Regions from separate parts of the Mus musculus genome. Here all the other regions are linked to region 3. Evidence: chromatin loops called from intact Hi-C (ENCODE). Cell type or tissue: heart. All regions are shown on one strand.

Evidence for each region. A loop is a pair of places that touch in the nucleus more often than their neighbours do. Peaks named below come from ENCODE experiments on the same cell type or tissue, not always from the same donor. Only the 100,000 strongest peaks of a DNase experiment are listed, where the experiment ranks them.
Region 1: a loop joins it to region 3, with 3 times the contacts of the local background. A loop is called at or near these places in 2 of 42 quality-filtered maps.
Region 2: a loop joins it to region 3, with 9 times the contacts of the local background. A loop is called at or near these places in 20 of 42 quality-filtered maps.

What each region holds. Positions count from the first base shown.
Region 1 is chr17:88,283,917-88,291,916 of GRCm38, reverse strand. The region is part of intron 3 of Gm31615 (a long non-coding RNA gene); the gene reads left to right. Among named protein-coding and RNA genes, the nearest start is that of 1700116H05Rik, 20 kb to the left of the region's middle. In heart, CTCF peaks have their summits at 4,077 and 4,290; no DNase peak of the experiment used is centred here.
Region 2 is chr17:88,524,797-88,532,796 of GRCm38, reverse strand. Ppp1r21 (protein phosphatase 1, regulatory subunit 21) reads right to left here and starts at 2,673. Exons shown (of 22, transcript NM_028658.4): 1 at 2,479-2,673. The coding sequence starts at 2,535. In heart, a CTCF peak has its summit at 4,833 (motif pointing left); a DNase peak (open chromatin) is centred at 2,756; H3K4me3 peaks cover 1,986 bases; H3K27ac peaks cover 1,277 bases; H3K27me3 peaks cover 388 bases.
Region 3 is chr17:88,636,919-88,644,918 of GRCm38, reverse strand. Ston1 (stonin 1) reads right to left here. Exons shown (of 4, transcript NM_029858.2): 2 at 7,837-8,000; 3 at 379-581. Among named protein-coding and RNA genes, the nearest start is that of Gm38460, 13 kb to the left of the region's middle. In heart, a CTCF peak has its summit at 3,672 (motif pointing right); a DNase peak (open chromatin) is centred at 3,648; H3K27ac peaks cover 239 bases.

The DNA of each region.
Region 1 (8,000 bases), 350 kb after region 3:
TCACACTTCACGGAGGAACATAAAAGGCGTCTCTAAATCTCTTGGTGAGTCCTTCAGGACAAAGGACAAACCCAGGATGATCACCCCTGTGCTTCAACACTGCTGTGAAGGCAACCGAAGCAAGGGGAGAGTCAGGTTAGCGTACAGGAAAGAAGGCTAAGCATCTTGTTAGCCACAGGCGAGCCAGTCACTTACTGAGGAGGCACAGAGGAATCGCTCGAGAAAACTAAGTGAAGCTAGAAATCTCAGGGCGAGGGTGAGACTCAGAGGTAGCAGAATGCTCTCTTATGTGTGTCGCTGTGATGAAACACCATGACCAAAGCAAGCTGGGGAGGAAAAGGTTTATTCATCTTACATTTCCACATTGCTGCTCTTCATCAGTGGAAGTCAGGACAGGAACTCAAACAAGACAGGATTCTGGAGGCAGGAGCTGATGCAGAAACACTGGAGGTCTGCCGCTTACTGACTTTGTCCTCATAGCGTGCTCAGCCTGCTTTCTGATAGAACCCAGGACCACCAGCCCAGGAATGGTACCACTCACAATGGGCTGGGCCTTCCCCCATCAATCACTAATTAAGAAAGTACCATATCTCATGGAAGCATTTTCTAAATTAAGGATCTCTCAGATAACTCTAGCTTGTGTGTGAAGTTGATATAAGATGAGCCAGCACACATATACAACAAAATTTCACAAACTCAGAAGACAACTGTCCTCTCACCAACTTGAATGAAAAAAACAACTCTGGAGCTAGGAGTGTAGCTCAGTAGTAGAGTGCTTAACCAACTCGCACAAAGCCCAAAATTTGATTCCACACCCCCTTTGCTCCCAAATAGCTGCAGGGAGTTTCTGTGCCGTTTCTAACTTATTTTAGTTCCTAAATAAATGACACAGAAAGCCAGTGTTTCTATTAACAAGCTACTGACAATATGCTGGTTGCTTCCTTGGAGTCTGTTCCTGGAGAATACTGGCCCTTCCGCAAGGTCTCTCCACTCTCTTCTCTTCCTCATGGTCCTTCTCCACTCTCTCAGATCCTCTGACTTGGATTGGAAGTCCTGCCCTATTCTCTTCTGCCCAGCTATTTGACTGATCAGCTCTTTATTAATCAATCAGAGGTGATGGGAAACAATTCTTACATCACATAGAGACTGGAGATGCTTGACCAGGCCATCGTCCAGACTGTAACCAGATGTCTAGGCGTAGAAGTCAGCATCTGAATACACAGTGCACATACCCCCAACATTTTCCCCTTTTAGTCCACAGCTCTTTGTCTTATATTAATAAGCTACGTATAATAATAATTATGAAAACTTATCAAGTGAAATTATATTCACAATGTCCAGTCCATTTGTGTTCGTTAACCTTGGAAAAAGTACTCTATTATCTATCCTATCTTGGTGGATTTATAACTCTATACTTAAATCATTTTCTATCCAAACTTGTGTTTAAAAACCTAAAAATAACTTCGTAGACTTTAAAATTTTTCTCAAATCAAAAACAATTTAAGCTTGATTGTAAGACTATAACTATCTAGTCTTCAACCTCATCAGAGACCTGAGAAGAAATAAATATTACCTTGAGTATGCAGGAAGTACAGGGATGTGGCTTCCAAAACTATAGCGATGACCAAAGTTGCTGGCTACCTAGACAGTCACCCAAGGCTTCTCTGTGTTTTTGGAGCATCCGTCTTTGGCCTTCTGGTCCAGAATATCTGACAGACTTTTCTGCAAAGCAGAAATATGAAGGACTGCTTATCTTTTCTCAGCAAAGTTCGGCAGTTGACTTCCCTGAATCACATCTGTCCAGTTTGGACAGCATGCTGTCTGCAGTTGAGGCAAGGGCAGTTTCTAGCCCAATGGCAGCTTGCCACAAAGAAGCAGACTCCATAAGGAGGTTTTTCGATGCTGATCATCTTCTTTGAAGTAGTATTGGGGTGTGGCCAAGGAGCAGACATGTCTCACTGTCGTGAAAAGCCTTATGTTAATAAAAGAGCTTTAAGTGCCGTATTTTGTAGATCTCTGAGGTGTTTGAAGACCATCTATCTAAAGTATATTCAAATAAGTAAATGTTGCTTTTTTATAGCTACCTACTATCTGTTCAACTAGGATACATATTTCTATAACTAACTAAACTAGCATCTAACATGACCACAAGTTTGATTGAGTGACTTGCATTTCTTTATTATCCTGAACACCTGAACAGTATATAATAGCAGTTTCTTAAGGGACTAGAATTTAACATTGTATTTTTATGAATTACATAGGTACAATACCTTAAGCAAGAATTGAAACACACACACATACATATATGAATATAAATATATATTACATATAAATATATATTTACATATGTATTTATATATATTGTGGTAACAAAAATAGCTCAGAAATATTGTCTCAGCACTGAGAAGATGAAAGATGAGAAGTTTAATGTCTATCTTCCACTACAGGTTAAATTTGAGGCCAACCTGTACTATAAGAGACCAATAGAAAGAAAGGAAATATCTCAGTAAGTTAGTTATTTGGGGCTTCTATTACTGTGACAAAATACCATGACCAAAAAGCAAGTTGGGAAGGACAGGGATTATTGGATTTACATTTCTACATTGTAGTACATCACCAAAGGCTAGAACAGGAACTCAGGCAGGGCAGAAACCTGGAGGCAGAAGCTAATATAAAAGCCATGGAGGAGGGCTGCTTTCTAGCTTGCTCCTTATGGGTTGCTCAGTCTGCTTCCTTGTAGAATCTAGGACTATCAGCCCAGGTCTGGTACTGCCAAGGGCCAGCATCTGTTTGAAGAGGGGTTCCCAAGAGAAGAGGTGTTTGAAAGAGTCAAAAAGAACTACTTGAAGTTAATTGTGGGGTACAAACTGATGGTCTATGTTCTGCTCAACAGCTTTCCAGATTGCTCTGTGTGTGTGTCTGTGTGTGTGTGTGTGTGTGTGTGTGTGTTCAGCTTGAGACAGCTTTCCAGAAAGCTCTTTCTGAAGACAGCGCTCTTGAAATTCTAAAAACTCTCTGGATGGCTCATCTTTTGCAGATCAAAAGTCGAGTCTCTTATTTACAAATTCAGTCATTACCCCAGGTCCCTTTTGATTATCCCATGACTCAGCATCCTCTGACCCTAGCCCCCATGACTCAGCATCCCCTGACCCTAGCCCCCTGATTATTAGAAAGAATTAACAAGCCTTAGCACTGCACATGAATTCAGAGATCTGCTTGCCTTTGTAAGTACAGACAATAAGCTAGCTAGGTGGGATCTCACTCTGAGAATGCCATTCCTACCACGCCTGAGCCTAATCTCACTCTGTGCCAGGCTGAACTTGAACTCAGAAATCTGCCTGACTTTGTATTTTTCTGACAAGCTGGGTCATAGTTCATCTGCCTCTGTTCTTCTAGGTCCATGAAGCCCTTCATATAATTTATAATGCATCCTTATATTTTGCATAGATGAGAAATTGTATATTTTTGAACTCATGTTTTCAGAATTGTTTCCCACAGCCTTAAGGTCACAGCATTTTCCATTTTTTTTAAGGACATAGATACACCCTTGCCTTCTGCACTTGACTTGTACTGTTTCTGATTATCATGGAGTCAATAACCTTGCCAGGGAGAATATTTCCTGAATGAGGAGCATGAAGTCAAAAATATATTTTTTTATACAAACAAGTTTGTTTGTTTGTTTTCCCTGAGACAGGGTTTCTCTGTATAGCTCTGGCTGTCCTGAAATTCACTTTCTAGACCAGGCTGGCCTCGAACTCAGAAATCTGCCTGCTTCTGCCTCCCAAGTGCTGAGATTTATACAAACAAGTCTTACACCCAGCAACCATCAACATCAGTGGAGGCCCATGCCCTGCTGGCTACTTTCCAGGGGCAAGAAACCATGTTACACCATCCCTTTCCACATAGCCAAGCAGGACTTCAGCATCACACCACCCACAGCAGGCTGATCCTTCCCCCTTCATCCATTAATTAAGAAAGTTTCCTCCAGGTGGATCTTATGAGGACATTTTTCTCTATTGAGGATCCCTCCTTTCAGATAACTCTAGCTTGTGTCACATTGACATGGGACTAACCATCACTAGAAAGGAAAGAAACAGAAAGGAGAGAAACAGAATATTCCTGAACTTAAAAAAAAAAGAATGGGAAAGGCTTGTGAAGTGCCAGGTAGAATTCAGAAGAAAGACACAAACCTGACCAAATCCCAGGAAAATTCCTAAACCCAAAGACTAGACAGGAAACTTTGGAAGCTTTCAGATAGATGGAGTTGTCAAATGAAAAGATAGTAAGGCTGGGGTCATATTTCTCATTTGTGAATAGTAGTCTCAAGACTAGTTAAACAACGCTGACAGAGTTGACAGATAAAGCCTTTGATCTGAGCCAAGTCATCATCATATTTATATAAAAAGCAAAAGACAGATACACAATGGAATAGGACAAACAGAAATTATTTAGAAACATGTGCTTTCCAAAAAAAAAAAAAAAAAAAAAAAGATTGGTTGAGAACTTCTTCAAATGAATCAAAATTAAATTTGGAATAAAGATCTCAAAATAGCATAAGATAGAAAACATGTAGGAGACAGTGTGCAAACCATAAATAAAACACAATTCATAGTAAAAATTTAAAAAAACCAAGCCAGTGTGGTTGCAGACTGTGCAGGAAGGTTATTGAGCCATGCTGGAAACATAGTCATTTGATACGGGTGGAAAGATAACCTGGATCCCAACCTTTGAGAATTCTTGCCTTATTTTATGACTCTGGGTGTTTTGCCTGCATATGTTTGTGTACCACACACATGCTTGGTGCCCAGGGAAGCTGGAGAATTTGGGTTCCTTGGAGCAAGAGCTACAGTTGTGAGTCACCCAATATGGGTGCTAGGAGCGAATCTGGTTCCTTGGTGACCAGTATGTGTTCTTGGATAGATGCTGAGCCATCTATCCAACCTCTCAAGTTTTGATACCTTAGAAAACAAACACTGAAGTGTGATGAGACAAAAATAGATGTGTAGGAGACAAAAAAAATGCAAGAAACTAACAGGGCATGTGACTCGGTAGATAAAATGCTTGACTAACGTGGACAAAGGCCTGGATTTGATCCTCAGAGCCACATAAACCCAGCTTGGTGATATACACCTGGGTCCCAGCAGTTGAGAGGTAGAGGCAAGAGGCTCAGTAGTTCAAAGTCATCTTCTAATACGTAGCTAGCTCACATCTACTCTGGGTTATATGCGAGTGTGTCTCAAAAATAAAATAAAGGAAGAATCAAACTATTAAATGTGTTTAAATTGGACACATGAGGCACAATGGCGCATACCTGTAGACTTAGAACGAGAAGGCTGAAGTAGACAGATCTTGGGTTCAAGGTAAGCCTGAGATAGATAGTGAGTCTTGGTCAATAAAACAATCTCAGACAAAACATCAGACCTCAATACCTCAGAATGTGTTTTTTCTCGAATATAGGGTCTTTACAGTGATAATCAAGTCAAAATGAGGTCATTGGGATGAATCCTAACTCAATATGACCCATGTGTTTATAAAATGCTGACATTTGGCTACAAAAGCAGACACTGAAATAGAAGATGACTGTGTTATTAGAGAAGTATGCATAAACCCAAGGCCAGCAGGAGTCCAGTGAGCACATGACCCACTGGAGACAGAAGAATGCCCCCACAATGACCTTCAGAGGAACAGGTCTCTGTCAACAGCTTCATACTCCAGCCTCCAGCCCTGTCGTTTTAAACCACCTGATGCCTACTTAGTCAAGGTAGCCATCGGGCTCCAATGCACAAGGGAGCAGGAGCACCCAAGGTATGATCTGGTCGTATAGACTTCAAGCTTGCACACACTACATAAACTATGATCTGGTCGTATAGACTTCAAGCTTGCACACATTACATAAGGTATGATCTGGTCGTATAGACTTCAAGCTTGCACACATTAAATATGACTGGAAAAGAACATTTTATCTATCTATCTATCTATCTATCTATCTATCTATCTATCTATCTATCTATCTATCTATTTTTTATTTATTTTGGTTTTTCGAGACAGTGTTTCTCTGAGTAGCTCTGGCTGTCCTGGAACTCACTCTGTAGACCAGGCTGGCCTCGAACTCAGAAATCCGCCTGCCTCTGCATCCCAAGTGCTGGGATTAAAGGCGTGCGCCACCACGGCAAAGGACATTTTATAAGGGCAAGGAAGAATTTGAGGAAAATGTAATGGTTTGGAGGTTATAAAACAGTGAAGTATGTATGAAGGAGGAATAGAGTCAGAAGACTGTGGTAAAACTACTTCCAGTTAGGAAAAGGAAACCTCTTGTCTTTCAGAATCTGGCAGCTTGTATTGTCAAACAGTAGATGAGGGAAGAAGAGAACTATAAGAAAATGAACAACAACATTATGGGAAGCTGACAAATGGCAAATAAAGTTTTATTTTTAAACCTCAGAAATACAAAATGAAAAAAAGGAAGAAACAAAATACCACAGCCAATGTGTCACTCTTCTCTACCGTTGTCACGGGGTCTTCCTGAACAAGCGTGAAGGCCAGTTAAGTAAGGACTGGGTCTCCCCTGGGCAGCTTATCATCCTTGGTCAATTGCTCAGGACTGTAGATTCTTTCTTTCAGTTCTTACATCTCTTAAGAGGTGTCTGTTATGCAGGTAAGGAGGGCCTGGCCTTGGGAAGGACCTGGCTAGGGAATCTGTGCCCATCTAGTCTGGTGGTAGCGATCTGGTTGGTGGCCTTGTGCTTCCTTGTCTTGACTCAGTAAGGCTCCTGATTAGGAGCTGGCAGGATCTTTGTCCTTTCAGATTGCTATAACAAAATACTGCACATAGGACGGTTCATAAACAACAAAAATTTACTTCTCACTACTCTGGATGTTAGGAAGTCCACAGGCTCGATGTCTGGTAAAGAACTAATTCTGGTTCATAGGTGGGGACTTTTTAACTGTGTTATCCAAGTAGCAGAAGAGATCCTTCGGTTCTACATGCCACACTGACCGCCTGTGGGAGGATTCTACCTCCAGTCACCTCCAATAAGGTCCTCTCCCCCAACTACTTCAGGGTCAGGATCATACCATGTGAGTGAGGAGTAAGACACACAGACAGACCATACCAGGTACTCTTAGGGTATATGCTCCACCGAGTTAAACCAGTATCAGTCTACCCCTCCTTCATGCCCCCGTGGAAGAGCCAGCTCAGCCCTCACCCTAGAGTCTAGCTTCCCCATGTTATGTGGGGACTTCTGATGCCCTCCATGACAGGAAATGAGGAAATGAGGCTCTTTCACTTCCTCACCTTACCATGAAATACACATAGAGTTATATCTCAGGTCTTCCCTGCATGACGGGAGAGGAGACATACCTCCAGGAGATCTCAGTGGACAGCTAGGATCACCTCTGATTCTAGCTTTCTTTATTCTATCACTTCTAAGCACTGTATCCCACTTCTGGCATCAGTATCCCTCCCAACTACTCCCTCCTAGACTTCAGCCTGAACAAAGTTTCCTAAAAATTCATCTTTACTCTTAATAGAAGCTAAGGCTAAGCCAGAAATGGTGATGTAATGGGAAGCTCTGCACAACTGAGTTCCGTCAACCCATGGTTTACCCTATACTCAGACCTGGCTTCAGATAGATACACCACTGGAATGTAAGTAATTTAGGACACACTCTTGGGCCAGAGACTTGTTTCCAAAGTCTAGTTTTATAGTAAAGTATATTACAAACCCTGGCATGGAGCTTTTTCGCACCTTAGGTCATTTATGTTCTCAGGTGAAACACACACACACACAGTCTTTATATTTTTAAATATGTCTTAGGCAGCACAATAGCTGGGCAGCTGCTTACCCTCCATGCTCTTAGAATCTTACTTTTGATAACCCCCAGTTATCACTTATTATTTACTGTGTTCCATCTGGGCTGCTCTTATACCACTCTTCTCCCTCCTGCACTTCTTCCATGATGGCTCCCTTCTCCCCCCCCCCCCACTTCCTTGTGGTCTTC
Region 2 (8,000 bases), 110 kb after region 3:
ACCAACTTTACTTACTTAAGCCTACATTTTCTTCCCAGTGTAGTCCAACAACCGAACATCTCTATTCCAGCCTATCTACCATATGGTTACCAATTTCCTTCCAAAGAGTAATGTTACTCCCTCAGTAAAAGAGACCTTTGGAAGCTGACAAGATGGTTCAACCATTAATGGCACTTGTCACCAATCCTGATGATTTCAGTACAGTTCCTGGAATCTACATGGTGGAGGAGAAGAAGAAAAGAAGAAGAGGAGAAAGAGGAGGAGGAGGAAGAGGAGGAGGAGGAAGAAGAAGGAGAAGGAGAAGAAGGAGAAGAAGGAGGGAAGGAAGGAAGGAAGGAAGGAAGGAAGGAGAAGGAGGAGGAGGAGGAGGAGGAGGAGGAGGAGGAGGAGGAGAAGAAGAAGAAGAAGAAGAAGAAGAAGAAGAAGAAGAAGAAGAAGAAGAAGATGATGATGATGATCAACCCCGAAGAAGAAGAAGAAGAAGAAGAAGAAGAAGAAGAAGAAGAAGAAGAAGAAGAAGAAGAAGATCAACCCCCAAAAGCTGTCTCCTCCTCCTCGCCATCACCATCACCCCACCCCACCCCACCCACACACACACACACACACACACACACACACACACAGACACAGACAGAGACACACACACACACACACACACACACACACTAATAAATAGATGGATAGATAGACGGATGGACGGACAGACGGGTGGATGGACAGATGGATGGTTGGGTTTCTTTGACCTTCCCATTGCACACATCTTATCTGAAATCCACAGCCCTCATGATCTAGCCCACTCTCCCTTCACCACACTCTGCCTGCCATGTATCTTAAGATGTTTTCAGGACAGCCAGCATAGGCTAACCGAGTTACATGGAAAGCTACCACTCTCTTCATCCCCTTCCCTACTCCCTAGTGTAAGGAACTCCCCCTTCCCCAGTGACCTCTCCTCTGAGCTGCGCTGACCATCACTTGCTACACTGTATCATAATTGCAGGCCACGCTAATTTAAGGGTCTATTAAAGGTGATTGTGCAGCTTGAACTCCGGCTTTCTCAACTGAGCCTGGCACACTGCTTGCGGGGTGCACATATAACATGAGTTTGTTGAACACATTAACATACCCAAAAGAATAAAACCTTTCCATGCCTTTCATTACTTTAGGAGGTGATATAATTATTCCCGCAACACGGCCACTGCTCTGAGCCCTTCTGGAACTCTACTCACTGGCCATTTGGAACCAAACTTTCAAAGTTATTTACCCTCCAGAGATGGAAATCGGGCCCCTTACTTTATATGCATGAAACATTTTCAACCAAAAATAGTAGTGGCAAATTTGGGCACTGCCATCCTCCACCCACCCTCCTTCGTTATATGGAACTGTTCCAAACAAGGGAATCCTCCCCCAAAAGACAATGCACTATCTCAGGCGCTGAGCCACAGAAGTCTACGAGGATTTCAGACGGAACTACAAAGGGAGTGGACAAGGTGAGTGATAAGCTGAATGCCATCAAGGCTCCCATCTGATGCTGAGGACTTAAGGGTGCACGCTTAGGTGCCAGTATCATTTCTTTATATTTCACTTTACCTTCCCAAATACAAGCTTAATAAAATCATAAAGGGGGATGTCGTACACTTGGGTTTTTTTTTTTTTCAAATTAGAAAAAGGGCGAAATCTTTTCATTGCTTCTGTGAATGCCAAGATAATTGGAAATTAAACACGACTACCGAATCCTTTTCAAAGGCGTGAGATTCTGCTTTAATAACTTCATTAGAATATTCTTCAGGCAGAAAACCCTACCCAGAAACTGCACCACCCTTGTCCAAGAAAAAGGTTTCACCATTTGAAAGACTGACACTTCAGAAGGCCGGGTCCCTGTTTTGCATAATTCTGTATTTAAGGAGAACCTGCGGTGTGCACTGCCCCATTCCACGGAAGGAAGGTGCAAGAGAAAAAGACATCAGCCCCACCACCCAAGCTGTCAAAATCAGTGGCGACAACATCTGTATTCCAAAGCACCCATCCCAATGAGGCCGTTTACGCTCCCAAACTGATGTGGTGGCAAATAAGTCGTTTTAACTTTAAAAGCATCTCCTCGCGAAAAGGAGATGGTGATTTCCCCATCATCGGGCGAACTGAGAAAGCAGAGAGCATAGGGTGGTCCCTCATTCCTCCCTTCCCCTCAGGCTAGCACCAAGAGCTGTGCCTTGGATTTCTGTCATTCCATTTCTAAGCCTGCTGGTCCAGCGAGAAGGAAGACTCAAACTCCAGCTCCTTTCTGCAGAGACGCACACGGACCCAGACACCGCCCGGCCCTATCTCCATGGAGCTGCAGGTGGAGGCATCGTAATGGTGGAAGCAGGAGGTGGAGAGGAGAGGAGGAGCCCTCTGCATCCCCCCCACCATCCCAAATCGCTGCCACGGCCAGCTGAGGCCTCCGGGCCAGAAACCCCTGTCTCCCCCACCCACGATGGGTACCTTCGAGTACTCCTGAGCCAGCTTCTGGTACTTCCCCTGCAACTCTGCGGAGGCCATGGCCTCCCCCGCCCCGTCCAGGCCTGGCCGCCCGGGCTGCCGAGCCCCGCCCCCCGCCCCCAACCCCACACTTGCTCCTCCCGGGCAGGGCTCAGCCAGCTTCTGCAGCACCGCCGCCGCCGCCGCGCCTCCTCCTCCTCCACTTCCGGGTTTCCAGGCGGGAGGGAGGAGGAGCGGGACCAGAGGCGGGGCGACCACCGGGGGCGGGGCGACGTCTTGACATCACCGCCCCGCCCTCTGGTGCTCCGGTTCGCGCATGTGCGGCCCGACGGACCCGCCTGTGCGGTGCTTTTGCCCCTCCTGAGACCCTAGACGCCATGTTGGAAGAGGCGGGAAGATGGCGACCCGTTTCCGGGCGAGCCAGAATCAAGCGGGAGGAGAATGAGTGCCTACGGAATGGATGGAACACCGAAGGGAGAGACAGAGGATGCAAGGAGAAGCATTCTAAGAACATCAAGAATTCTGGCTACCCAGTCCCCTAGTCGCCATAGCAACCGCCTAGCGTCAGTCGCTTGCTTCTTGGAAGCTTGTTTTCCGCCTTCTCATTCATTATCTGGATACCCAGACTTGTGCTACACTGTAAACCGTCCAACCTAGCACATATTTATACCGTTTGCCCTTCTCCCCTTCTCAGATCAGAAAACCTTCATTGTCTTCTGTGTTTTGTCATTGACCTTTCTCTACTCAAATGCCACATGCCCGCCCCTGACCCTTATTCATCTATCAGAACATTTTAAGCCGTAAAAGAACATACAGTTTCTGAAAATTTCTACCACGCATTGAGATGTAAAGACCATTAATGTTTTGTTTTGTTTTTAAAAAAAAAACGGCTAGACTAGATATCTTGAGATACCTTATGATGAAAAACTGCTCCTTTTCATTTAAAATATTTTTGACAGTTCTGTTGAGGATTAATGTAGGTATAGCATTGAAGTATTTCTTGTTAGAATAATATGAATGAAGAAAGATATGTGTTTCTTGAGACATAATATGACAGTTGAAACTAATGAACTACATTTGTACACAAACACATACATATGAACATTATGCTAAATAAGTCAATTGCACTGGGTGCAGCTGTATAAACCTTTAATCTCAGTACTTAGAAGGCAGACAGGCAAATGGATCTCTACTGGTTTACATATTAAGTTTCAGGCCAGCCAGTGAAACTCTGTCTTTAAAAAAAAAATAGTGAATTGTAATATACTATAAATAATCTTAAAAATTATGAAGTGGAAGTAGCCAGACATGTTTAGTCATACCAGCAGTCCTAGCATTTGGGAGGCTGAGGCATGAGGAAGTCAAGTTTGAGAGCAGTCTGGACTACACACACACAGTATGTACTGTGTGTGTGTGTGTGTGTGTGTGTGTATAATCTCCATAATATGTGAAGTAACATTATTCCGATTTTTATTTTATTTAATGTATATGAGTACACTGTAGCTGTACAGATGGTTGTGAGCCTTCTTGTGGTTGTTGCAAATTGAATTTTTAGGACCTCTGCTCACTCCAGCTGGCCTGGCTCACTCAGTCCCTGCTTGCTCAGGCCCAAAGATTTATTTATTATTATATGTAAGTACACTGTAGCTGACTTCAGAAGCACCAGAAGAGGGCACCAGATCTCATTACAGATGGTTGTGAGCCACCATGTGGTTGCTGGGATTTGAACTCAGGACCTTAGGATCAGTGCTCTTACCTACTGAGCCATCTGGTTTTTTTCTTTTTCTTTTTCTTTTTTTTCTGAGACAGGGTTTCTCTGTGTAGCCCTGGCTGTCCTGGAACTCACTTTGTAGACCAGGCTGGCCTCGAACTCAGAAATCTGCCTGCTTCTGCCTCCCAAGTGCTGGGATCAAAGGCGTGTGCCACCACTGCCCGGCCCAACATTATTCTTAAACACATGAATATGTAGTAAAAACACAGAGACAACTAGAACACTGGTTGTTCGGTGCCTCTAGCAGAAAAAGAAGGAAATGAAACAGGACAGAGGAGCATCAACTTGATTTCTCTAGGTTTTTTAAAGTAAATATTATTACCTTTATTATGGAGGAAACGCATCTAGGAAGGCTAAGTCAGCCCTGTGGATTATTTAGAGGTATAATTAAAGTGAAAGCTGTGCTAGCTAGCTTCTCTTTTATCTGGGAGCAATCCAGGAGTTGTTCAGCAAAGAGCTCAGCCTGTATCGTTTCCTGTACAAACTAAAACTGTACACTTTACACTTGCTAATAAATAAGTACTGCCATCCAAACTTCCAGAATAACCGTTCCTGAGAGGAGTGTTAGTTCCCTGTAGCACCACCAAGTGGCAGAATTAAATGGTGTAATCCATTTCCATGGTTTGAATAGGAATGGAAATTTTTTTTATTGTTTTAAAAATGTCATTCCAGAAAATAACATTCCAAAGAAAAACATACAACTTTAGCAAGAGAGTCTGTATGAATTCATATTACTGAATTTAGAAATTTATTTTGACTGGCTGGCTGTTTGATCAGACACATTGTTTTAAAACCCTAGTTGGTAAATAAGAGTAAATTAAAATTAAGATTCTCATTCTCAACTAGTATTAAAAAGGCCAGCCACAAAGGGGAAGAAGGTAATAGCAGCATACAAACCCTACAGCAGGCTCTTGTCCAAATCTGTAAAGAACTCCCAAATATCAATTTTTTTAAAAAGGCCATATCTACATGTTTTACTATTTCAAAGGGTGACTGAGGCATGGGAAAAAGTTAATTGGCAGGTGGGCTTTAATAACCCATAGTTTTGGTGGGGGGGGGAACTCTAGATTATTGAGATTGAAATATTGTGAGGATTGAATTTAAATATTCTGACTGGCAAGATGGCTCAGACAGCGCCTGCCATAGAGACTGACGACTGATTTCAGTCCCAGGATACACATGGTAGGAGATAGCTGACTCCTGCAAGGTGACCTTGGACTTCTGCACATAAGCTATGGCACACACATGCACACATACACACACACACACACACACACACACTAAAATCTTAAATAGGCAAAATTCAATACCATCCTGTCAATTGTTGGTTATCAAACCTAATGAGGGCACAGATCTCTAGAAATTCATAGAAATGGAACAAAAGCTGGTTGTTGCTGACTCTGACATGCTGTGTTCAAGGTCAGTATTCATTATCTGCAAAATGAATCTGCAAATTTGCATAAAATGTGTGTGTAACTCAAATACAACACTCACTAGAGCATCTGCAAGCAGGCAGAGTAGCAAAGATCTGACTGACCCAAAGCCTATATTCCCAACTGACATCCCGCAAGATGATACTAAGTGAATGCTTTGCATTATTTTGTTGAAAAGTTTGCTATTTCAAATGGCCCCAAGCACAATGATGAAGCCTGTTCTAGCCCTAGACAATGTTCCTTAAGGCAAAAAGGGCTAGTTTTAGCTTTATGAAGATCAACGTGTATGACAAAAGTTGTGAGGCTTTAGTCCAGGATGTTAAGTGAATATGGTGAGCACTTTGGAGGCTAAAACAGGAGAATCTCTGTGAGTTTGAGGCCAACCTGGTTTACTTACTGAGTTCTAGGACAGCCTCAACTACATAGAGAGACCTTGCCTCAAAGAAAGAAAGAAAGAAAGAAAGAAAGGAGGGAGGGAGGGAGGGAGGGAGGGAGGGAGGGAGGGAGGGAGGGAGGGGAGGGGAGGGGGGGAAGCAGAGAGCTGTTGACCACTGGTTTAAAATTAATGAAGCAAAAAATATCTATCAAATAACATGCCTTTAACCAAAGTACACTTAAAATATGGTTATGTATGGAAAGGTTCAGGAAAATGTAACCAGATGCTATCAAGAACCTCTGAATTTTCCCCAGGAATAATGCTATTTGTACGTTAATGCTTGCAGCAACGTATGACATATTAACGATGTGAATGTACTGATTCAACTGAGTGTAGATTGAGAACACTGGAGAACATCTATTGATTAAGTAGACAAGCAATTATGCCATCGGTTTACAGAAAATATGAGAAACACTGTGAGCCTCTAGCCGAATGTTATTTCATGGCGGAGAAGAATCCACCTGTGTTGTCTTAGTTGTGGGAAGGCTCCTGTGTTTGCCTGTGTTTGAAAAGCAAAGTCTTCATTCAGACTTCACAGCACTTCTCGAGCCCGCCAAAGTAGGCAATCAGAAAACAGCAGGGAAAGATTAAGAAAGACAGCTAGCTGGTGGGCCTTTTATTACGTAGCACACTCTCCTTACCCAATTTGTTTATTTCTGAGACAGTGTCTCACCTTTATCCCAGGCTATCCTTAAACCCAGAATATTCCTGCCTCAGTTTCTCGATGCCTTATGTTCAAACCCTAGAACTGCAAAATAAGATAATCCATTACTGACTGTCTGGCTTGTTTTCACTTAGGGGTTGCTGCACAGGATGTGTCTATGATCACAGATGCATGGATATCTGTTTGAATCCCTGTTTCCACCCTGCTGTAGAGAAACCCAGAATTCCATTTGGTGACTTTATGTTCTAGCTTTTAGAGCCAAACCTCCTATTTTCCACAGTGTTTTCCTGAGGATTGCACAATGTCTTAATTCTCTACATCCTCATGAGCATTTGCCATTATCTATATTTCTTGTCCAATTTGTCCTAATTATTAAAAAGCACTGTCTCATTCTGGCCTTCATTTGCATTTCTCTAATGGTTCTTGTTTAGCACCATTTCCTGTACTTACTGCTCTCTTTGGTTTTTTCATTTCCTTACCTGCCTATGAACTTCACTTCTTGCTTTCTGCTTATGCAACAGGACACAGATCTCTGTCTCTATGCAGCTCTCCAAAGTCAGGCCAATACGGCCTTGATCCACAGTTCCACCATGAGCACCAATCTTGAGGTTTCACTGGAGGCTCCTGGGCTGCTGCAAAACAGGCCTCTCTGTCTCCCCATCTGTCCACCCTCTCTCCACCCCTCCTCCTAGCTTCACAGAGTAAATGTGGATTCCTATTCCCATTAGAAAAATCCCCTAGCTCCTGGGATCCTCTGTACTGAGCCTCAGTAGGTCTGGTTCAGTCGATCCCCCTAGCACCTGTGCCCCGATAAGAATCTTTTCCCTTGAGGGCAATGCCTTCCCTGGTCCCCACCACCTCCACAACACCTCCCTACCTCTCTCCCAGTGTCTTTTTGTAGATGTCTTTTACCACTGTAGAACTGTGAAGATACCAGCATGTGTGTTTCTTGCTTTGTGTTCCCTATCATGCTGGGTTCACGCCTGTGCCCCCAATAAAGCAACAAAGGTCTATAACCATTGTCATGGTTTGAATATGTTTGGTTCAGGGAGTGGCACTAATTGGAGATGTGGCCTTGTGGGACACTGTGGCAGAAGGCTTAGTGGACACAGCAGCAGAAGGCTTAGTGAACACGGTGGCAGAAGGCTTAGTGGACACAGCAGCAGAAGGCTTAGTGAATACAGTGGCAGAAGGCTTAGTGGACACGGCGGCAGAAGGCTT
Region 3 (8,000 bases):
CTGTGGTCCTTAAGGGGCTAACCCAAGAGCAGACAGGACATGGGCAGGGCCAGTCTCTTCTAAAGTACAGTTCCTAGCTGCTTGGGGAGGTGTGGCCTTCAGGGCAGACAAGAGGGCACAGTATAGCAGCTGCCCTCACTAACTTCACCAATAAGGAAAGAAAGAAGTGGGTCTCAACAGAAGTCAACGCTGACCTCTAAGTCTCCCTGGCTAAGCTTTTTTCCCTTGTCAATGATAGAAGGGAGAAGGGAGACAGACAGACAGACAGACAGACAGACTGACTGACTGGTTCTTAAGGGACAAACTAGGCATTTATATCCAGGCCAGGCCCCACCCCAGATCGAGAATCCCTGATTTGAACCAGGGTGCTTGGGGTACCTGGATGTTGTAGCAAGCTCGCTGACACACGTGCTTCTGAGGCTGGGCATCGCTCTCCACTCCCAGAGACCTCACCTCTGTCCTTGAGGCACAGGCTTCAAGCATGGAAAACTGGACAGTAGCAAATGGATACCAATCTGAGGGAACTTCCTGGTCTGACCCAAGTTCTAGTTTGTATGACAGACAATGGGGCTGATCAGGACCTAGAAGAAGCCAAACCAAAAAGTCAGAATGCTTCAAAGGCCAAGGGATATTCTACAACACGCTTCTTACTGTAGTAAGAATCCCATTAGCGAACTTCAAAATGGCCTGGAGGAATCCAGCCAGGCTGAAACCAGCAGCTCTAAAATCTATTATCACTGTATGCCTGTATCATCACTGTGTGTATATCTGTATCATCACTGTATGTATATCTGAATCATCACTGTGTGTATATCTGTATTATCACTGTGTGTATGCCTGTATCATCACTGTGTGTATATCTGTATTATCACTGTGTGTATATCTGAATCATCACTGTGTGTATATCTGTATTATCACTGTGTGTATGCCTGTATCATCACTGTGTGCATGTATATCTGTATCATCACTGTGTGTATGTATATATGTATCATCACTGTGTGTATGTATATCTGTATCATCACTGTGTGTATGTATATCTGTATCATCACTGTGTGTATGTATATCTGTATTATCACTGTGTGTATATCTGTATCATCACTGTGTGTATATCTGTATCATCACTGTGTGTATATCTGTATCATCACTGTGTGTATATCTGTATCATCACTGTGTGTATATCTGTATTATCACTGTGTGTATGCCTGTATCATCACTGTGTGTATATCTGTATCATCACTGTGTGTATGTATATCTGTATCATCACTGTGTGTATGTATATCTGTATCATCACTGTGTGTATGTATATCTGTATCATCACTGTGTGTATATCTGTATCATCACTGTGTGTATATCTGTATTATCACTGTGTGTATATCTGTATCATCACTGTGTGTATATCTGTATCATCACTGTGTGTATATCTGTATCATCACTGTGTGTATATCTGTATCATCACTGTGTGTATGTATATCTGTATTATCACTGTGTGTATGTATATCTGTATTATCACTGTGTGTATGTATATCTGTATTATCACTGTGTGTATGTATATCTGTATTATCACTGTGTGTCTATATACCTGTATCATCACTGTGTGTCTATATACCTGTATCATCACTGTATGTATGTATATTTGTATTACCACAGATCAGCTCCAACAAATGGCTTTAGTCACAAACATCAAAAAGGTTTTCTAGCCAAAGATAAGAACAATATTTATATGAAACAGATTTGGCCAGAGTGTGTTTTAGCCCCTAGAAAAGCTTTTTCTGAGTAGACTGAGTAACCCCCCCCCCCCCAGTCATTGATTAAACCAGTATTTAATTTTAGATAATACAAAGACAAACTTCACGTTAGGTCATAGGGTTTCAAAGCCTGACTTGTAAACTGGGCTCTTTTTGTTCAGGTGGAATGTAACACTTTTTTGTTTTGGTAGGATGCACTTTTTTTCACTACTGAAATTCCCTCTCACGGTCCTGAAAAGCTTCTCCAGGAACAGATTACAGTGCAGAGACAGGCATACTGGCCTTCAGTGTTTCAGTCTAACATTTATTGTCAGAGAAGTGAACTGTGGATTGTGTGGACGGTGATCTATGCTGAGTCAGGCAGGCTCTGGGCAAAACCCAGGGGGTACTGGGTGCACTGAGAAAGGTAAAGTGGGAATTACAGTGTGTGTGTGTGTGTGTGTGTGTGTGTGTGTGTGTAAGAAAGAGAGAGGTTTTGGACACACCTGTATTCCCAGCACGTAAGGGGTAGGAAAAGGAGGATTGAGGATGTAGGGTCATCCCAGGCGACACTGTGAGTTTGAGGCCAGCCTGAGGCCTTATCTTGAAACATCGAACCACAACAGTAAAGCCCTCTGTTGACTTCACAAGTGCCCCGTGGGCCTCTCACATTGTTCATAGCATTTAGCCATATCTAGTTTAATCTATCTTTAAATAAATGTAACTTTTAAAAATCATCTCAAGGGGGCTGGAGAGATGGCTCAGCGGTTAAGAGCGCCGACTGCTCTTCCAAAGGTCCTGAGTTCAAATCCCAGCAACCACATGGTGGCTCACAACCATCCGTAACAAAAAATCTGATGCCCTCTTCTAGAGTGTCTGAAAACAGCTACAGTGTGCTTACATATAATAAATAAATAAATATTTTTAAAAAGTCATCTCAAAAGCTAGGTTAAATTCCTGTGCTGCTGCTGATAGAGCTTTCATCAGAGCATATCTTTGGGCCCAAAAGCACGAATTTAAAAGACTTTGCCTAAATTTGTTTTGAAAGATAAACCACCTTTCATTCTTTTAATGTGTTTCTTATTGGAATGTTGACTCTGTAAGAGGCCTGGAGAGGCTGTCCCTCAGTTCCCAGCAGATGCTCCACCCCAAACACAGAGGACGGGACAACAGCGGCCTCTGAGCGGCTGTAAGCTATCCACATCACTGCAGGCGAGACTATATGCACGCAGGCACGCACCCACCCACTAGCACACAGAAAGAGATCAGAGAAGCAGAGAGGCAGGATTCCTAGTCCTTCATCCTGTGTAGACTTCCGGCAGCAGCCAGGATGCAGTAGTTCACTGACACTCAGTCCACAGCCACTTCAGTTTCTTCAGTTTCTTTTCTTCAATTTTCGTTTTTTGTTTGTTTGTTTGGTTTGGTTTGGTTTTGGTTTTTTAGTGTTTTTTTTTTTCAGTTTTACATGGCTGTTGTGAGAATGGCTAATGAGAAGAGGCAGTGGTTTGGACAGAAAGTATTTACTACGTTGCCAAGTGATTTTAAGCTAGTATATCCAATTACCATACCAGCGGGGAACTGTGTGTTCTAGACTTAGACTTGAAAATGACACTGACAATTACTTAATTTTATGTATACATTGTCCTGGAAAATGTCTTGAGGAAGTTCCCCCCCCCCCCCAATGAAACGGGATGGGGAATGCATGAGAGTTGAAGACCTAATACTTTTTAAACGGTAGTCATGACATCTGCGTCACTTCTAAAAAGCTGGTGGAAAAAGTACTTTGCTCTCAAGCTTTCTGGTGTCTTTCTCCAGGCTTCTGTCCACTCTATGGTGTTTGCCAGCACACTCTTATTCAGGATTTGAGTTGAAGATTACATGTACTGTGCCTAAAACATTTTTGTCAAACTTAGAAGTGACAGAGAAAAGCCTGCTATCTCAGTACCTACCACGAGGGGGCACTGTCAGGCCTTAGTAATTATTCTGTCAGTAACTTCTCAGCTCTGGAGTGGGAACGCAAACCAGTCTCTTAGGTCGGGTTAATAGCCATTCCCTCCTGACCCAAGATACTCCATATCTGAAGCTGAGCTACTAAGAGCTGAAAAAAAAAAAGGATGTCGGAGAACCAAATCGCAGGGTTAAGAACTAAGAAGCTGGTAACAGAGGGCGAAACAGGGATGAACCTCGGGGAAGAGAAAACTGTAGTTGAGGGCCTACAATCATCTTTCTAAACCCCAGCTGCCTCCACATGGCGACCCGCTGCCTCCACTGTCTTTGTGCCAGGGGAGACAGTTTGGAAGTCTTAGTACCATGTTCTCATAGATCAATTTTGAAATCTACCCTTTTGAATCTCCCATGGTAGACAACGATCAGAATCCTGGCTCTCATTTCCACACACAGACACGCACACAAGGAAAGGAGAGCACACAGCTAGCTATACAGCCTGAGGCTGTTTTCCCTTGGTGCTTAGACACTGTTGGTACGAAAGGGTCCAACAGAGCGTCTGTGCAGAGTGGAGGTAATCACTGTGAATTTCTTGTGAAAGTGAACCTGCCTGCCTACATCATGGAGTTGTCCAAGAATGTGTGATGTGAACACACATTGGCAAGAATGTGTCACGAGAGGATGCCCCTTCACCCTTTCACTTCACCAACTTACATTATCTCCAGGAAATTCCACCCAGCTCTGTGCTGGATTCTAGGGAGATGCAGACACCCACATGGACCCCTGCTCACCAGAACTGAGCTGTAACCACCCAGCCAGTGAGACTGACCCAGAAGGAGCTGCTCAGAGGCACCAGGAGAGAAGGGAGCAGCAGCATCAAGCCTGGAGATTCAGGAGAATGAGATGACCCCTACCTACAATCCAGAGAAGGTCCACCTGGGCTTCCTTCCTTCCTTCCTTCCTTCCTTCCTTCCTTCCTTCCTTCCTTCCTTCTTCTTTCCATTCCTATAAACGTTTCCTTAGTACCACCACAGACAAACTCTAAACTAGGATGGCATTTCTTTCAGTATGTTAGAAGCAGGACTCCAACACCACGTGGAGTAACTGGGACCAGTGGGATCCAGGGACGATCCAGGGACGATCCAGGGACTCAGGAAACCCGCCCAACCAGTGGCACGGGTTCCTTCCTGTCTGGGCCGGTGCCCTGAGCAGAACTTGGGCCCAAACTCTGCAGCCAGTCCCACAACACCCAGTGGAAGCTCCACTCCCAGGCACTCTACAGGCCCAGGATCAGAGGATCGTAGCAAGTCCTGGATACACCATCACACTGGCAAAGCAAGATTTGGATCTAAAATCACTTCTCATGATGATGATAGAGGACTTTAAGAAGGACATAAGTAACTCCCTTAAAGAAATAAGGGAGAACACAGGTAAACAGCTAGAAGCCCTTAAAGAGGAAACACAAAAATACCTTAAAGAGTTACAGGAAAACATAATCATTATCAAACAGGCGAAGGAAATGAACAAAACCATCCAAGATCTAAAAATGGAAATAGAAACAATAAAGAAATCACAAAGGGAGACAGCCCTGGAGTTAGAAAACCTAGAAGAGAGATCAGAAGTCATAGATGCAAGCATCACCAACAGAATACAAGAGATAGAAGAGAGAATCTCAGGTGCAGAAGATACCATAGAAAACATGGACACAACAGTCAAAGAAAATGCAAAAAGCAAAAAGCTCCTAACCCAAAACATCCAGGAAATCCAGGACACAATGAGAAGATCAAACCTAAGGATAATAGTTGTAGAAAAGAATGAATATTTTCAACTTAAAGGGTCAGTAAATACCTTCAACAAAATTATAGAAGAAAACTTCCCTAACATAAAGAAAGAGATGCCCATGAACATACAAGAAGCCTACAGAACTCCAAATAGACTCGGCCAGAGAAGAAATTCCTCCCATCACATAATAATCAGAACAACAAGTGCACTAAACAAAGAAAGAATATTAAAAGCAGTAAGGGAAAAAGGTCAAGTAACATATAAAGGCAGGCCTATCAGAATTACACCAGACTTCTCCCCAGTGACTATGAAAGCCAGAAGATCCTGGGCAGATGTCATACAAACCCTAAGAGAACACAAATGCCAGCCCAGGCTACTATACGCAGCAAAACTCTCAATTACCATAGATGGAGAAAACAAGCTATTCCATGACAAAACCAAATTTGCACAATACCTTTCCACAAATCCAGATCTACAAATGATAATAGATGGAAAACTCCACACAAGGAGGGAAACTACACCCTAGAAAAAGCAAGAAAGTAATCTTCTTTCAACAACCCCAAAAGAGGATAGCCACACAAACCTAATAACATCAAAAATAACAGGAAGGAAAAGTCACTATTCCTTAATATCTCTTAACATCAATGGATTCTATTCTCCAATAAAAACTTAGACTGGATACGTAAACAGGACCCAGCATTTTGCTGCATACAGGAAACAAATCAGTGACAATGACAGACACTACCTCAATGTAAAAGTTTAGAAAACAATTTTCCAAGCAAATGGTTCCAAGAAACAAGCTGGAGTAGCCATTCTAATATGGAATAAAATCGACTTTCAACTAAAATAACACACACAACTATGATTTACATGAGAAGAAACTTGAAACTTTGACTTAGCAAGAGATGCATGGTTTTAGCAAATAAATATGTTAAAGAAGAAGCCAAGAAGGATAGGATCCACATGAACACAGTACCACTAACATAGGCAACCTGAAGAAATGAAAACAGAACCAAATACTCCAGACTATTTGCCTCAATATGTCAAATGATCCCTCCACAAAATGGTGTTCAAGTGGAAAAGACATGATATCAATTTACATTTAGGTGCAGCAGATTCTAGTCAAAACATTCCAAGTCTCAAGTAATTTTGGAAACCTGAGTATATAATGTCCTCCAAGACTTTTGCAGTCCTGGGATGGAATGAGGGCAGTCTTCAAGCTATCCAGGCTTCCCAAACTAATTTGGGATATCCATGGCATCTACCCTGGAATTGACTGACGTAAACACATTGGAGCTTCTTTGTCAGATGCTGAAAATCTAGAGAAGAAAACCAAATAGCAACATCACATAACAATTTATAGTTACCAAATTACACCAGATTTTCAAAGCACTCTTATAAAGATCGCATTTGTTTCTCCTCCAACTCCTTCACCCTTTCTAAGACAACCACACATAACCAATACCCATTCTATGGTTGAATACATTAACACTCAAAATATTCAAGAGTGAGTTCTGAGATTCCTCACTGTGGAAGAAAAGGACAAATGGATACAATGGAGGATTGAAAGTACGGCTAACTTAAAAATCAATGATACGATAGAAACAGGTGTATAAAAGCTGGGGTCTTAGACAGATGCACTTAGCACTTAAAACGAGCAGAATGAATAGAAACAAACACTTATCTAGGACTAATTGGCTATTCTGAGTCTTTTGTTGTTCCAAATCAACCCGAGGATTTTCTTTCTATTTATGTGAAGAATGAGATGAGGATGTTGATTGTAATTTCATTGAATCAGTAAATTATTTTGGTAGGAAGGTTTTTTTTTTTTTTTCACAATGTTAATTCTACCAAGCTATATGCTTGGGGGGCTTTCAAATTCTAGTATGTTTCTTAACCACTTTCTTCGCATATTTTTTTTACCTCTTTTGTTATGGATATTCCAAATGTTTTATTTTATTTGAGAAACTGGGAAGAGGCACGTGTCCATGATCTTTCTTAGCAGGTTTGTTACCCATATCTACTAAGACTGGTAAATTTTGTAAGTCAATTATGTATCATTAAAAAAAAGAAAAGAAATGGGGAATAAATAAATAAAATTCTTTTGAAAGAAAGAAAGAAAGAAAGGAAGGAAGGAAGGAAGGAAGGAAGGAAGGAAGGAAGGAAGAAGGAAGCAGGAGACGCTGCACCCATTTGGTAGAAATAAACACTAGAGAAAATGAATAAATCAGCTGTTTGGCTGTTTTCTCCCTCCAGCTTGGCTGTGCAAGCGAGCAAGCACTCATCTCTCTAAGTACCATCTGTCTCTGCCTGCTTTGGCCCAAGGATGTAGGTGAAAACACCGAGCAGTTTCCTACGAAAGTTACCCTAGGTGGGGGATATTTACTTGAGTTTTTATCCGGAAGCCGGTCTATCTTCCACACCACAGCCCGGTAGGCGCTCTCATATTTTGCTGACCCGACAGTGACCTGAATGACAGGTTCAGATTCAGGCTCCTGTAAACTCCCCAGACAAGCCCGACGGTTCATTTTGGCTTTCAGGGACTTCTGC